2 separate regions of the Mus musculus genome follow, and region 2 is linked to region 1. The links are chromatin contacts, found by Hi-C or POLR2A ChIA-PET in ENCODE. All regions are on one chromosome and are shown on one strand. The core of a region is the stretch at or near the end of the contact, and the rest is flanking DNA. Distances in the headings are between cores, read along the strand shown.

The links. Hi-C counts contacts between places; a loop is a spot of excess contacts on that map. ChIA-PET counts read pairs that join two places held with the same protein, here RNA polymerase II (POLR2A).
Region 2: a loop to region 1 is called in a map of T-helper 2 cell, with 2.2 times the contacts of the local background. The contact joins the promoter of E330017L17Rik here to the promoter of 1700108I11Rik in region 1. A Hi-C loop is called at or near these places in 2 of 37 maps with a recorded cell type or tissue (T-helper 2 cell and mouse trophoblast stem cell). POLR2A ChIA-PET finds 5 or more read pairs at or near these places in 1 of 5 experiments (Patski).

What each region holds. Positions count from the first base shown.
Region 1 is chr4:129,850,239-129,857,978 of GRCm38, reverse strand. 1700108I11Rik (a long non-coding RNA gene) reads left to right here and starts at 4,748. Exons shown (of 2, transcript XR_868199.3): 1 at 4,748-4,848; 2 at 5,279-5,476.
Region 2 is chr4:129,904,863-129,911,979 of GRCm38, reverse strand. It overlaps E330017L17Rik (RIKEN cDNA E330017L17 gene), which reads right to left and starts at 5,754. Exons shown (of 3, transcript NR_045190.2): 1 at 5,366-5,754; 2 at 3,391-3,540; 3 at 2,984-3,274.

The sequences.
Region 1 (7,740 bases), core at 3,499-5,998:
TCCACACAGTGAGTTAGAGGGAAGTCAGGCTTACAAAGCAAGACTCTGACACAAAAAGGAAGGGAGGAGCAGGGGGGAGGAGGAAGAGGAGAAAAAGAAAAGAAAAAACCTACCTTAACACTAATAATGTAATAAAACAAGTAATATAAAAACGATCTAAAGCCGGGCATGGTGGCGCACGCCTTTAATCCCAGCACTCGGGAGGCAGAGGCAGGCGGATTTCTGAGTTCGAGGCCAGCCTGGTCTACAGAGTGAGTTCCAGGACAGCCAGGGCTACACAGAGCAACCCTGTCTCAAACACCAACCCACCCCCCAAAAAGATCTAAAGTATCTATATCCATAGGACATAAAACAACCAAAAAATCTTCTTGCTACTCATATACCTAGCATAGCTAATTTATTTGCAAAGAACGGAAGCAGAGGCAGGTGGAACTCTGTAGTAGGTTCAAGGCCAGCGTGATCTATAAATCAAGTTCTAGCCCAGCTAGGGCAACACAGTGAAATCCTGTCTTCCAATGGGGTCAGGGTTGGGAGGACTACAGGATTACTCAGAGGTCAAGAGCACCTGCTCTTGCCGAGTACTGGGGCTTGGTTCCTAGCACCCACTTGGTGGCTCACAGCCATCTGTGAGTCCTGTTCTAGTGGACCCGATGCTCTCTCCTGGCTTCTTGGACAGTAGGAACACATGGGGCACAGACACACCCCAGCAAAGCAAAGCATACATATAAAAATAAATAAATCTTAACAACAACAAAAAGATAAGACAAACTCGCTGGGCATGGTGGCGCACGCCTTTAATCCCAGCACTCGGGAGGCAGAGGCAGGCGGATTTCTGAGTTCGAGGCTAGCCTGGTCTACAGAGTGAGTTCCAGGACAGCCAGGACTATACAGAGAAACCCTGTCTCGAAAAACGGAAAAAAAAAAAAAAAGAAAAAAGATAAGACAAACTCAGGGCTCTCTTCCTGCCTAATCCTGTGAGTTTTAGTTATCAGGGGGCTGTGGAGCCAGGAACAAAGAGGCTATAAATTAACCTAAATATGACTCAAATATTTAATTTATGCATTCATTAAATTTTTACCTGTTATCAATCTTAGAGTTCCAGGTGTTAATGGCAACTCTAAATTAAAGTCAAATATAAGCATTTGCATAAAAGCATTAGAAGATGATTAATAGGTATTTCCACACAGCTGCAATCTATTCTGCACTTTTAGAGATGGAAAAAAAAATAAAACCTACAAACATTTACCTATGCTAATCCTCATGAAATTACAGACAGAACACACTCCAGCTTCCCATGCACTCAACCGCAGTAATAGCATTTTTATTGCTAGGGTCATATTTCGCATTTCCTGATTTTGGAAAGCATCACAATTGGGCACCCTTGACAGTTAGGCTGATTTCCACGGTATTCCTTGAATATTTATGTGTTGGATCCCAGAAGGAAAAGAGTGATTAGATCTATTCATGTCAGCAAATTCTCATTTATGTGTTTTAGCATTATTTGGGGAAATTTTTCCAGTTGCATGGGGCCTCAATTTGAGATGCCCTAAGAAGCCGATGGACTTAGAATTTTTTTTTTTTTCAGCAAAGGGATTTATCTATGCTGACTGAGAGCTGGGCCACTGGCAGCTCAGATCCAGTTATGATTCCTAAAACACATCCAGGCTGGTTTTATCTGATGCCTCTGCAGGAATTGAGGCCACGTATTAATGCACTGAGATAAAATCAATTTGAAAATTTCTTAAATCAAATACCAATCCTAGAGTAATACTCGATGTGTAGGAAAGGCAGCCAACAGTAATAAGAAGCCAATTATAAACTATAAACCACTCGGCTCAGATACCCTGCTTTGTTACTGGCAAGGCCCATTACACACGGTTTACACAAGTTAAAGTCACTGACGAGGCAGACTCACTATACACACACACGTGCACCTGCATGCTAACCCTTCTCCTGCCCCTGCATTTAATGTAACGACACAGCTCAATTAACAAGGACCCCTTTGCGTGATGCCACACCTAAGAAATCATTAACAAACATCTTCCCAGCCTAGGAAGCTGGGCAGTCAAGGGCCAATTTTAGAGTCAGTTTACGCTGTAGTTTATCATTTAAAAATGGGACTGGCGGTGAGGCCGGTGAAGACTAAATCTAATCAGGCACAACCCGGAGCACAAGGGAACTAGACAGATATGGGTACTGTTAGACCCTTGCTACTCCATCTTTCCGAATCCCTATCTTCAAAACAACCAAGCAGACACAAGTGACTTAACCAGTGCCACTGTGTGCTACACCTGCCAGTGGCTCTTCTGCAGGGCAGATGGCAAAGCTGCCAAGCCTGAAGTATTCTAATTGCTTTCAGTCTGCGTGAGCTGTGGAGAGGATGATAGGTGGGCGTGGGAAGGGCTCACCACCACTCCACCCCACCCCACCCCCGGTCCATGGCCAAACATCCCAGCTATCTCCTTGAACTGCTGACTGAGAATATACTGCTGACCTTTCACACTGATCTGCACAATGGTGCAGAAGGAAGTCTGTCTTAGTCATCTCTCGCTCCCTTCCTTAAGGCCTGAAACTTCTGTCCTGCGCCACGGCAGCCCATCACTAGCCATTAGGATTCCTCAGCTTCTACCTTTTCTTGTTCATTCTCCTCCACTCGGATGACACATCCCACATGCACAGTACGAGTCAGTCACCCTTTAAACACACAGCCTCTAACTCAAGAGGACTCTTACATAACCTTTTGCACAAAGACCTGATCTTGCAACGGCTGATCACTGACTGACCTTCCGTGCCTCTGCTCTGCAGAAAGCGGCAATCTACAGTTAGAGGCTCTGACTCAGATGACTTGTGTGGGCTGGGTGTCATTCTGATGCTGTGATCCCAGCACTCTGGAGGCTGAGGCAGGTGGTGGGAATTCCAGGCCAAAGTAGGCATAATCCTGTCTCAAAAACTAGTGGTACAAACGTGTCACCACCACCCCCAGCACTCAGGAGGCGGTGGCAGGAAGATCAGGGATTCAAGGTCATCCTCAACTATTCTTAGCCAGTTCAAAGCCAGCCTGGGCTAGATGTAAGACCTTGTCTCAAAGACGAAACAAGATATTGCTGGTGCTGAGACATTGATCTCTTGAACAAAGCACATGGCTAAGGCTGTCCCTGTGAGAGTACACTGCCCATTTACTGAGATCCCTGCCTTAGCATCACCAACCTACCTTCCCAACCTCACTAAATTTGCTTGCCTTCCTTACCATATTCAGGATCTGCACTGCTGTGCCAACCCACACCAAGCAGTTTTTCAAGTTTACACAAACTCCTTGGGAAATACTGGTACCATCTTCATATATCTCAGCATATAGCGGGTTCCTTCATCTTCCTCGGTCTCATGGCCATTCCGTCTGACTGTATTAATCACTAATTCCTATGCTCTTCCTCACGTTCTCTTATTGCACTGATGTTTAACTGAAAAGAAATGTTCTTCTCCTACCCCTTAATAATTTCTTGCCAGTTTGTCATGTTCCCTCCCCTGGTATCCTCAGTGGCTAGGATAGTGGGTAAACACGTAGCAGGCACACCGCACTCACTCACAGGAGGTTGTCACAGCACTCAACAAGCTGTGTTTAATCCCTTGGGGTTTTGATACATGGACTCCCTATGTAGCCTAGGTCCTCCTGCCTCAGCCATCCAAATGCTAGCTACAAGTGTGTGCCACCATGAGCCCCACAGCTGGGTGTGGAGAGACAGGACCACTGGGAGTCCTAGGCCAACCTAGGTTTTTGTTTTCTTTTGGTTACGTAACTAGAAAAAAAAAAAAAGGAAAACTTAAGAGCTGCCAAGATGGGCTGGTGAGATGACTCAGCGGGTAAGAGCACTCTTCTGAAGGTCCTGAGTTCGAATGCTAGCAACCACCCATAAAGAGATCTGATGCCCTCTTCTGGTGCATCTGAAGTCAACTACAGTGTAACTTATGTATAATAAAAATAAAAAATAAAAAGCTGGCAAGATGGTTCAGCAGATAGAGTGGCTTGGCATCAGCCTACAATCCAACCTCACTTCCTGGGACTCAAAAGTGGAGGAACCAATTCCTGCAAGCTGTTCTCTAACCTCCACACAAATGCTGTGGGGTACCCACAAACACATACACAAATTAAATGTAATTTTAAAAATTAAGGTTTAAAGCCAGATGTGATGGCACACACCATTAATCCTAACATTCGGGAGGCAGAAACAGGTGGATCTCTGTGAGTTCAAGGCTAGCCTTGCCTACAAAGTAGAGCAAGCTACAGAGGGAGACCACATTGGGGGGGGGGGGGCAAAGTGTGCTGGCACACACCTGTAATCCCAATATTATCACCAGGGCAGATGTTCCCAGGCCGTAGTGCCTTAGATCCACATGGAGATAAGACCCAGGTGTTGCGGCACCTGTTCCTTCTTGGCTGTGGGGAATCTTTCCTTGCCTTCTGTGGGTCCCCCATACTACCTACAGTGCTAGCTTGGGGGCCCGCCCTTCATCCATCTGCGAAGCCAGCAACATTAAACCCAGGAAAGGCTCTCTGAAGAACTTCCATCAGTCTGCCAGTTCACCTAGGAAATGCCTATTTCAGCACTGCTATTCACATGAAGCCCACTCATCATGTCAGGCCCAGGAACTTTAGCTGCACGCATCTGAGGAACCATTATTAAGTCACAATGCTTGTTTGTTTCTGTGTTGAGGCCCTGGCTGTTGTAAACCAGGCTGTTCTCAAACTCGAAGAGATCTGCTGCCTGCCTGTGTCTTCTGGGTGCTGGGATGAAAGGCATGCAGCACAACTGCCCAGCTCAATGAAGACTTCAGTGGCATCAATCCCACCAGGTAGACAAATCCAACACTAGGAGAACCCACCACTAAACTAAGTGCAACAGAACTTCTGGTGGTCTTTATAGGAGTAATCCCAATGAAATAAAAATTCTCACTGGGAGACAGAGAGGGCAGTGCATGCCTGAAATCCAGCACTTAAAAGGGGCCGGAGGATAAAAATCCCAAATAAGACGTCTGGTCTACATAAGAAGTTATAGACCAGCCTATAGAGACCCTGTTTCAAAAATAAAAAACCCAAACCACAAAACAATCTATGCTGGAACAGACTCAAAGGAGAATGTAAGTTTAGTTTTACTGTAAATTAAAGAGAAATTTAACTGTAGTGTTCAATTCCCAGTACAGGGTGTGTTTCTGTGTCAGAACAAGGTAGATGTGAAATCAAAACGATTTGTCTTTTGTATGTGTACACACTTGTGTGTTACAGCACAGGCTCCAAGGATCAAACTCAGGCATGGTGGCCATCTTGCCAACTCCTCAAACCAAATAAAGACAGGTTCTCTCTACAAAGCCATGGCTACCTTGGAACTCACTTCACAGACCAGGGTGGTCTTAAACTCAAGTGATCTTCCGACCTCTGCTATCCAAATAATGCCAAGATTAAAGGTTTATACCACCAACTCCAGCTTTTTTTTTTTAAAGATTTATTATATGTAAGTACACTGTAGCTGTCTTCAGACACTCCAAAAGAGGGCATCAGATTTCGTTACGGATAGTTGTGAGCCACCACGTGGTTGCTGAGATTTGAACTCTGGACCTTCGAAAGAGCAGTCGGCGCTCTTAACCACTGAGCCATCTTGCCAGCCTCAGCTCTGACTCTTATCATGCAATAAATAGTATGTTTATAAGTTGGTGGGAATTATGTAGAAAAGTTAATGAAAAGGGTATCAGAAAAAGGCACTTAAATTTGAACCTTTAATCAAATAAGGGATGAGATTTAAGAAGATGGAAATGCTTGCCTTAAAATTAAAAAAATAAAAGGGAGGTGGCTGGAGAGTTGGTTGGCGGTGTGAGTGCTTTTGCAGGTTCTGCAGAGGGCCCACGTTTCTTCAGCAGTAGTTCCAGGGGATCCAATTCTGTCTCTTGGTTTCCATGGATACCTGCACACATGTGGCACACACACATCAAATTTTTCTTTTCTAAATCTTAGAAATACTATAGAATGGGACCCTTTACACTGGGTATGTTGGTAGTAGTAACTAAGACAGTGGCATTGCGTGCCCACCAGAGATGGCTGGGTAAGGTGTAACCTGGCAAGCTTCTTTCAAAGCTTTGGTGTGAGCGCTGGGACACACTGGCCAGGGCACACTGTGACAGTGAGAGGACAGCTTTCAGCTGTCATTGTTGAGACCATCCAGCACTATCACAAGCTGGCTCTGCTCGCTCTCTCTCCTCAGGAGTGCTGGGATGACAACTATCCGTAGCATCCAGCTCTCTCTCTCAAGCACGGGCTCCAGGGATGAGCTCAGCCTTTTTACCCGCTGAGCTGTTTTCCAGGTTCCTTGTTTCTGGGTTTAAAAACCAATTAGAACTAAAGTAAGGAAGGCATTAAAGAAGTAAGAACCCCCAAAGAAAAAGAGCTAAATGAGGCAGATGTGGCAAGTTGGAAAGAGCACTAAGGTTGACACAAGGCCATGAAACTTTAGATGCATCGGCATGGTCAGATACACAATATCAGAGGAGCTGAACCAAAACCAAGTTCAGCCAGAGTGAAAAGACAAAGCATGCCATTTAGAGCCAAGAGTAATGATCATAACCAACCACAGAAGTTAAGAGGGCTAATGCAAGGCACAAGGTTAAAACCAAGCAATGTGACCCACGGCGCCTAAGTAGCACAGCACAAAGCTGTCCGTTGTAACTGCTCACCAAGATGGACTGGCTCTTGCCATAAAGCCCAGGGTAGCTTTGAACTCCCTGGTCCTGTCTAACCTAGACAGGACCAAAGTACTTAGGCTAGCATCACACCCAGTCTCTATCTGTAGCCAGACTTTTGGCTACTTTATGGTTTTTGTTTTGGTTTTTTTTTTTTTTTTTTTTTTGGTTTTTCGAGACAGGTTTCTCTTTGTAGCCCTGGCTGGCCTCAAACTCAGAAATGTACCTGCCTCTGCCTCCCAAGTGCTGGGATTAAAGGCATGCGCCACCACTGCCTGGTGGATTCCTTTCATTATCACCCTTCTCCCTCCACCCCCAACTCTACCTTCCAAGCCCCTAACACTAGGGAAAAGAGGGCATTGAGGCACCAAGTTCCTTGGTGCAAGTTTGTTCCAGTCAGGATATCCAATTTCTTTTCATTTCTTTACCCACAACCACTTGACAAATAGCAAAAGTGGTTGATTGGATCTACCATATATATCCTTTCAAAGAGTCCCTAGAACTGCGAATGTCAAACACATGCAGAAACCACCTGCAGCTGGTGTAATTGCTCCCCTGCTGGAGCATGAAGCAAATCACAACCAGCTGTTGCGGACACTCTAAAGCAGCTCCAAGTCCCACATAGGGGATTAAACATTCCTGACACATTTGTTCTTAAAGAAACCAAAATTCTCATTGTACCCACTAAAACTTTGTTTTCTTTAGGTTGAAGTCCTGCTTAAATTTATCTAGTTTACCAGTGACTAAAGAGAAATTCTATGATACATTAAAGCAGCTAATTCTCCACTTTAAAGACCTCACAGAGAAACCCTGTCTTGAAAAACCAGAAAAGAAAAGAAAAAAAAAAAAGTGTAAAAAGAGCTGGGCAGTGGTAGCACAGGTATTTAATCCCACACTCAGGAGAAGGCTGAGCAAGATGGATCTCTGAGCAAGATGGATCTCTGAGTTGGAGGCCAGCCTGGTCTACAAAGTGAGTTCCAGGACAGAAAGAGCTACACAGAGAAACCCTGTCTTGCA
Region 2 (7,117 bases), core at 4,505-7,004, 53 kb before region 1:
TGTGTATGTGTGCATGTGCGTGTGTGCGTGCGTGTGTGTGCGTGTGTGTGTGTGTGTGTGTGTGTGTGTGACTCAAGAACTTAATTTTCAGCCAAACTGTTGTTTGGGTATAAAAAAAGCAAAGGAAAAATGTCTGAGGTATGCTGGAAGTCTGGAGGCCGAGGAACAACATGTCTAGGCTTTGATGGAAGAGCCCAGTTTCTTCTTTACAGTGACCTTAAGTCTTAGTCTAAGGTCCTTCCCTGGACTTGGTTGAAGGCATGAGTGCGTGCTGGGCCCCGTGACCAAGACTATAAATGAGTTCTTTCCTAAATGCTACAAAGTTGAGGGTGAGCTGGCTGGTGACAGAGGGAAAAGAGATGGGAAGAGGGTGGCCAGGCCAAGAGGTCATCTGACAAATGGAGGGAAAGAGGTGTCGGATAGATGCTTTTTTTAATGTATATAAAATCTGAGTGTGTGTGTGTGTGTGTGTGTGTGTGTATGTGTGTGTGTGTGTGAGTATGTGTGTGTGGTGTGTTTGAGTGTATATGTGTGTGAGTGTGTGTGTGAGTGTGTGTGTGAGTGTGTGTGTGTGTGAGTGTGTGTGTGTGTGAGTGTGTGTGTGTGAGTGTGTGTGTGTGAGTGTGTGTGTGTGTGAGTGTGTGTGTGTGTGTGTGTGTGTGTGTGTGAGTGTGTGTGTGTGTGTGTGTGTGTGTGTGTGTGCACATGCTTAGGCACATGGAGGCCAGATGTCAACCTCAGGCCTTGTTCTTCTGAAATCATGCAGCTTGTTTCTGAAATCAGGGTCTCTCACTGAGACTGGAGTTCCCTGATTAGGCTCAGCCACTGGGCTGCAAGCCCTAAGGACCGTCCTGACTCTGCCTCCCCTGTGTGCACCACCAGGCCCAGCTTTTTCTGTAGGGCTGAGGATAATCCTGAGTGACAGCCAGTGCCTTAGGTCCTCACAGATGACAGCCAGCACCGTCCTAACTGAGCAAGGTCCTCTGCCCTGCCTCACTGAGAGCAGAAAATTCCAACAACTCACCAGCCAGTCTTCCTTCCATTTTACAGATGGAGGCGGCTGCTGTTGGGTGGCTGACAGAATCCTCGGGCAACACAGGGCTGTTGTTACCTGACTTGTGGGATGACCCTGTCATCCACCTACGGAGAGGTGACAGTGACGTGCACTGGGGAGGGGGAAGCAGAAGCAGAAACACGGTGGGCGTGTATCAGTTCTTCCAACTCACTATTACAGAAATACCAGCTATGGGGGGCCAGCCACTCTGGCTACTGTTCAGCTCTCCATCCAGCCTCAGGTCTTTTGTGAATCTGTCCCCTAACCCAGAATGCTCCTCTCAGCTCTTCTCAGCCCCCTTATGCTTCAGCTGTGACTTTCTTTCACATTCTCATTTATTTATTTCTTATTTATCTATTTATTTTGTCTCTCTAAATAATCCTGGTTGTCCTGGAACTCACTGTGTAGACCAGGCTAGCCTTTAAATCAGAGAGATAGCTTGCCTCTGCCTCTCCAGTGCTGAGATGAAAGGTGTGGACCTCCATGCCTGGCCTGTATCCTTCTCATAAATTTTCCTTCCCCAAATGTTCTTTATGACTATCTTCCCAGACTGTCCAAGGCTTTGTTACCACACTGAAGTCCCAACTCACCTAGGGTGGATACTCTGTGGATGCTTCCATATCTAGTGTGTGTGGGAACACCCATCCTACCAGACCTCTGCAGAAATACACTCAATAGGTTTGGGGATGTAGCTCATTTTGTAGACGGCTTACCTAGCATGCTTGAAGTCCTGGGTATGAATGACCCCCAGCACTGCATACACTGCCAAGCTCAGAAACTCAGGGTCCCCCTTGGCTAAGTGGTGAGTTGGGAGACCAGCCTGGGCTACAGAAGAGCCTTTATAATAAGAAAAGAAAGAAAGAAAGAAAGAAAGAAAGAAAGAAAGAAAGAAAGAAAGAAAGAAAGAAAGAAAGAAAGAAAGAAAGAAAGAAAGAAAGAAAGAAAGAAAATGAAAGGAGATACTTGAAGGACTCCATGGCATTCTACAAAAGGATTTCCTTTGGGGCACAAGTTAGGACCCTTGGGGAAGGTGTAGAATACCTCGTTCATCTCTCAAAGCCCCGAATCTCTCAGTCATCTTCCCTGAGCACTGACCACACACCAACCACCCTGTGCTCAACGTGGGGTGCACACTGTGCCCAGGGTAGGAACCTGGCCCAAGAGTCAATGGGGGCACAGCCCCAGCCCCAACATTTGCCAAGCTGTGGGCCCAAAGGCATCTGTGTCCCCTGGGGGCCAGCAGGAACTCTGCCCAAGAATGAACTCAGCTCACACAGTTCCTGCCACGTGCAGCCCAGCGGAGAGAGTGAAGCCAACGCTTAGAATTCACCCTTATTTGCTGGTGAGGACAGCAGGCTTCTGAGAAAGGAAGGAAATGAGCACATCAGGATCTCTCCATGCTGCAGCCTGAGCTACATCCTCAAGACCCACACACAAGCAACAGCTCCCATCTCAGCTGAGGCCCCTTTGGTGACAAGTTCAGGTTCCTCTGATCTAGAAGAACCTTCTGGAAAGTCCCTCCTCGTCTTGACCTTGCCAGCCCCTTCAGCTGAGCTCCACCCTCCTCTCACTTTTGCTCTGAAACCTTGGGCAGACCCACATGCTGCCTTCACAGGGGCCTTGGTGAAATGACTCCCAAAGTGTGTGCTTCCTGTCCTAGGTCCCTGCAGGCCAGCCGTGTATCCCAGGGATGGACTAGAGTCACTCGAGCCAGAGCTCCTGTGCTGTACCCAAGATTCCATTCACAGCAGCAACTCAAACTGTCACATAGCTAAGAACACACTGATAGAAATGGAATTATACAACTTTACTGAGAGACATAAAGAGATCCCAGTCAATGAGGAGGCCTCCACCTGGGGGAAAGATCAGGACCATAAAAATGTCACTTCTCCCCAAGGCAATCCATAAACTTGATGTAACTGCAGTAAAAATATCAAAGGGACTTTTAATAGAATGTGACAAGTTGATTCTCGAGTTAATCTGGAAGGGGAAAAAAAACCACAAAGCTGATTACACAAGAATAAAACATACCAGAAAAAAAAAATACAGTATTCAGCGGCAGGAAAACACACACAACATTCACCATCTTAACTGTTTCAATTGTGCAGTTTGGTGGCATTCAGCACTTTCAAGACGCCTTATAGCCATCAGCACCATCGTCTCTACAACCAAATGGAAACTTAGTGCCCATTAAGCACTGACTCCCATTCCACACTCCTCCTGAAAGAAAGGGAAAAAAATGTGCTTTGTTTATTTTTGTGTATCTGATGTATGTGCGCGTATGTTTGTATGCACTCTTTTGTGTGAGTGCACACGCAAGGTCGCTGGAAGATTACCTGCCTTGTTTGCCCGTTGCTAGGGGGTTGTGCACACCAGCTATTCACCCTCCAGCTTCCAAGGCTTCGCCTCCCATCTCCATCCCGCTGTAGCATTCAGATGGTGTGCTGGTCAGTTTTGTTGACTTCACACAACAAGTGAAGGGTCACCTGAGAAGAGGGAACTGAAGTTGAAGAATTACTTCCACTAGTTTGTCTGTGGGCATATCTGAGGGGCCTTGTTTTTGTTTTGTTTTGGTTTGGTTTGGTTTGGTTTGGATTGGTTTTTTTGAGACAGGGTTTCTCTGTGTAGCCTTAGCTGTCCTGGAACTCACTTTGTAGACCAGGTTAGCCTTGAACTCAGAAATCCACCTGCCTCTGCCTCCCAAGTGCTGGGATTAAAGGAGTGCGCCACATGCCCAGCTTGAGGGACATTTTCTTGATAGTGATTGGTGTGGGACAGACCAGCTCGAAGCGGGCAGCACTGCTCCTGGGCAAGTGATCCTGAGTTTTATAAACAAACAAACAAACAAAACAAGTCAAGGGAGCAAGCCAGTAAGCAGCACTCCTCCATGGTCTCTGCATCAGTTCCTGCCCCCAAGTTCCTACTTTGAGTTCCTGTCTCAGCTTCCCTCCTCGATGGGCTGTGATTGCGACTCATGAGCCAAATAAACTCTTTCCTCTGAACTTGCTTCTGGCCCCAGTGTTTACCACAGCAACAGAAAATAACTAGGTCACCTGGGCTCTGAGGATTTGGCCCCTGACCCTCCCATAAGTGCTTTTTACTCACTAAGCTATCTCCCCAGTCCTATTTTTGTGTTTTGAGGTAGGGTTTGCTACATAGTCCAGACTGGCCTCAGACTCACTATGTTGCCCTTCATATATAAGCCTGACTCAAAGTCTTCAGCAATCTCCTACTCCAGCCTCCAGAGCGCTAGGATTACAGGCATGTGCCACCATGTCCAATGAAGGAAAACACTGAGTGAAGCCCTCAGGAGGCAGAGGCAGGGGGATCCCTGTGAGTCCTGGATAATCCTGGTCTATGTAGTGAATTCCAAGTCATCCAAGGTTATTTAGAGAGACCGTGTCTCAAAAAACATTGTTTTTTTCCTAGTGAAAATGAGGGAAGTCAGGGATGGAGAGATGGCCCAGTAGGTGAGAGCGCTCACTATACAGGTCTGAAGATAAGAGTCTGAATCTCAAACACATACACAAAGAAGTAGGATTGGCCACATGTGCCTATAACCCCAGTGGCTGCAAGTGTCAGAGACAGGAGGATAGCTGGAAGTGGCTAGCTAGCCTTGCTAGAATTTAATTTAAAAAAAAAAAATTTAAAAAGTGAAACAAGGGGCTGGAGAGATGGCTCAGCGGTTAAGAGCACTTCCAGAGGTCCTGAGTTCAAATCCCAGCAACCACATGGTGGCTTACAACCACCCATAATGAGATCTGATGCCCTCTTCTGGAGTGTCTGAAGACAGCCACAGTGTACTTATATAATAAATAAGTAAATAAATAAATCTTTTTTAAAAAAGTGAAACAAGGCAGAGAGTTATAGAGGACATCTGACCTCCTCCTCTGGCCTCCAAACACACACACACACACACACACACACACACACACACGCGCGTGCACACACATGGAAAAATGAGGGACTGATCAAACCATAAGTAAAAATATCTTATAAAACCAGATGAATTCTATCTATCCATCTATGTACCAGAAGTGAAGGATTCTGACCCCTGGATGAAGAATTTATTTAATAAATACAATTAGAAAAAGTACAAAATTTGAATTCCACCTCGGGCGCACTCAACACCCGTACGAATAAAGTCCCTTTGATTGTAAGAACTAAATGTAAAAAGCAAACCCCAGAACAGCACTAGAAGAAAAATAAGAAAAACATCTAAATTTGACTAAAAACAGTTAACTTGCAAGTGACAGAAGACTCTGTGAATAAAGTTAAAAGATGACAAACACACGAGGAACACAAACGTACCACAGACATCCGGGAACGCCGCAAGAACACAACTTGAAATAATAATAATATGGCTTTCATTTTCCCCGCGTCCTCGCGTCAATCAGAGGCTCCACTTTACCTCAAGGAGAACTGGAGCTTTACTGCGAGAAGATAAAGAGAAAGAGACAGCCAGCATCCCCTCTCATTGTCTCAGGAACTTCGCAGCCAGTCCACTGAAGCCCACATCAGAAACTACGCTTTGGAAAAGCCGAGCCTTTGATTCGAAAGGACTGCTCTGGCAGAGGGAAGAAAATGTTCTTGAAAATCAAAAGGGAAGGTCCCGGGGAACACTGGAGATAAATGTACCCCTTAACTAGATATCGAACATGACTTGAGAAGACCCGGGCTGTGTGCCCCTGAGGAAGTGCGCCGGGCACTGGGCAGGCAAGTGGGACTGAGCCGTGACCTTGGCAGAGGTCACGGGATGTGGGAGGAGAAAATTGTCGCTGCAGGACTTCAAAGTGGGGCAGTCAGTGCTTACAGGTCGCCTACCTCCCCCGGTGCCCCACCCACTCAAACATCTGGAACTGCTAGGATCCAGGCCACCCACTTCCCACATCTGGCTGATCCTCTCTGTAGCTTCAAGTGTCTGCAACAGGCCACCTTGGCTGGAGGGCAACAGTAGCCACTCAGCTCTTCACTATCTGCTGTGGACCTCCAGAGACAGGGCCTGAGGTGCTCAGCTGTTGTGATACCCACCCACCCACCCACAGCTCAGGCTTTTCTGGGGAGTCTCACAGGCCCTCTCCCCACTCATTTATCAGAGAGCAGGATTGTTGACATCCACAGGAGAAGCCATAGTATGGAAGTGAGTATCTCCCTGCAACTTGAACCTGGGTAGAAGAGGGTAGATCGGGGTAAAAGTCTACCCTGGCTGAATAGTTCTACAATTCAGAAAAGGCCCCACCTAATCAATGAAAAGATCCCCAACCCAATAGAAAAATGAGCAAAAGATAAAAAAAATGAAAACTTGATATTAAAGGAACATAGTAGAAAGTCACACCTGGAATCCTAGCACTTGGGCCACTAAAGCAGGATTGCAAGTTCAAGGCTGACTTGAACTACATTTGGAGACCCTGTCTCAAAACCCCACAATAAGGGCCAATGAGGCAGCTCAGCAAAGACACCGCCCACCACAGGAGCCACTACAACATTCAATGTACGAATATGTGGTAGAGAAAGAGTAGAAAGGAACTGCCTGATGTCGGCAGCCTGCCCTGCTACCTGAGGCCATGGGGACCTAACTTCTAGCCCACATTACACTGAGGGCCATGTCTGTGTCCCCAGGAGAGCAGCAGCAGAGGTCTGTGTCCATGCTTACAGCTCATATTACCACCAAAGTCCATGCAGAGATCCCTAGTCTGGGCTGCTGCCTGGGACCAAGGGTTGTGCAGACCTGGTCCCGCCCCTCACTGGGGCAATCAGAAGAGCAGGCCTTGCACCTCCTCTGGGTAGCACAATAGAGCTGGCCATGGGGTTAGGGGGACCAAGTGAGGGGCTCATGGGTGTGTGGGGAGGTAGCTCCACCCCTCATCTGCCAAGAGGTGGAGTGGTCACAGGAGAGATGCCCTTCCTTCCTCAAACCTGCCTATGTTAAGCCAGAGGCTGGCCAGAGGTCTGTAGAGCAGGAGAGCCAGCCCCGCCCCTCAACAGCTGCAGCACTCAAGAGAGCAGGACCTGCATCTTGCCTGGGTAGCACACTAGAACTGATCCTGGTGGCATGGAGATAGG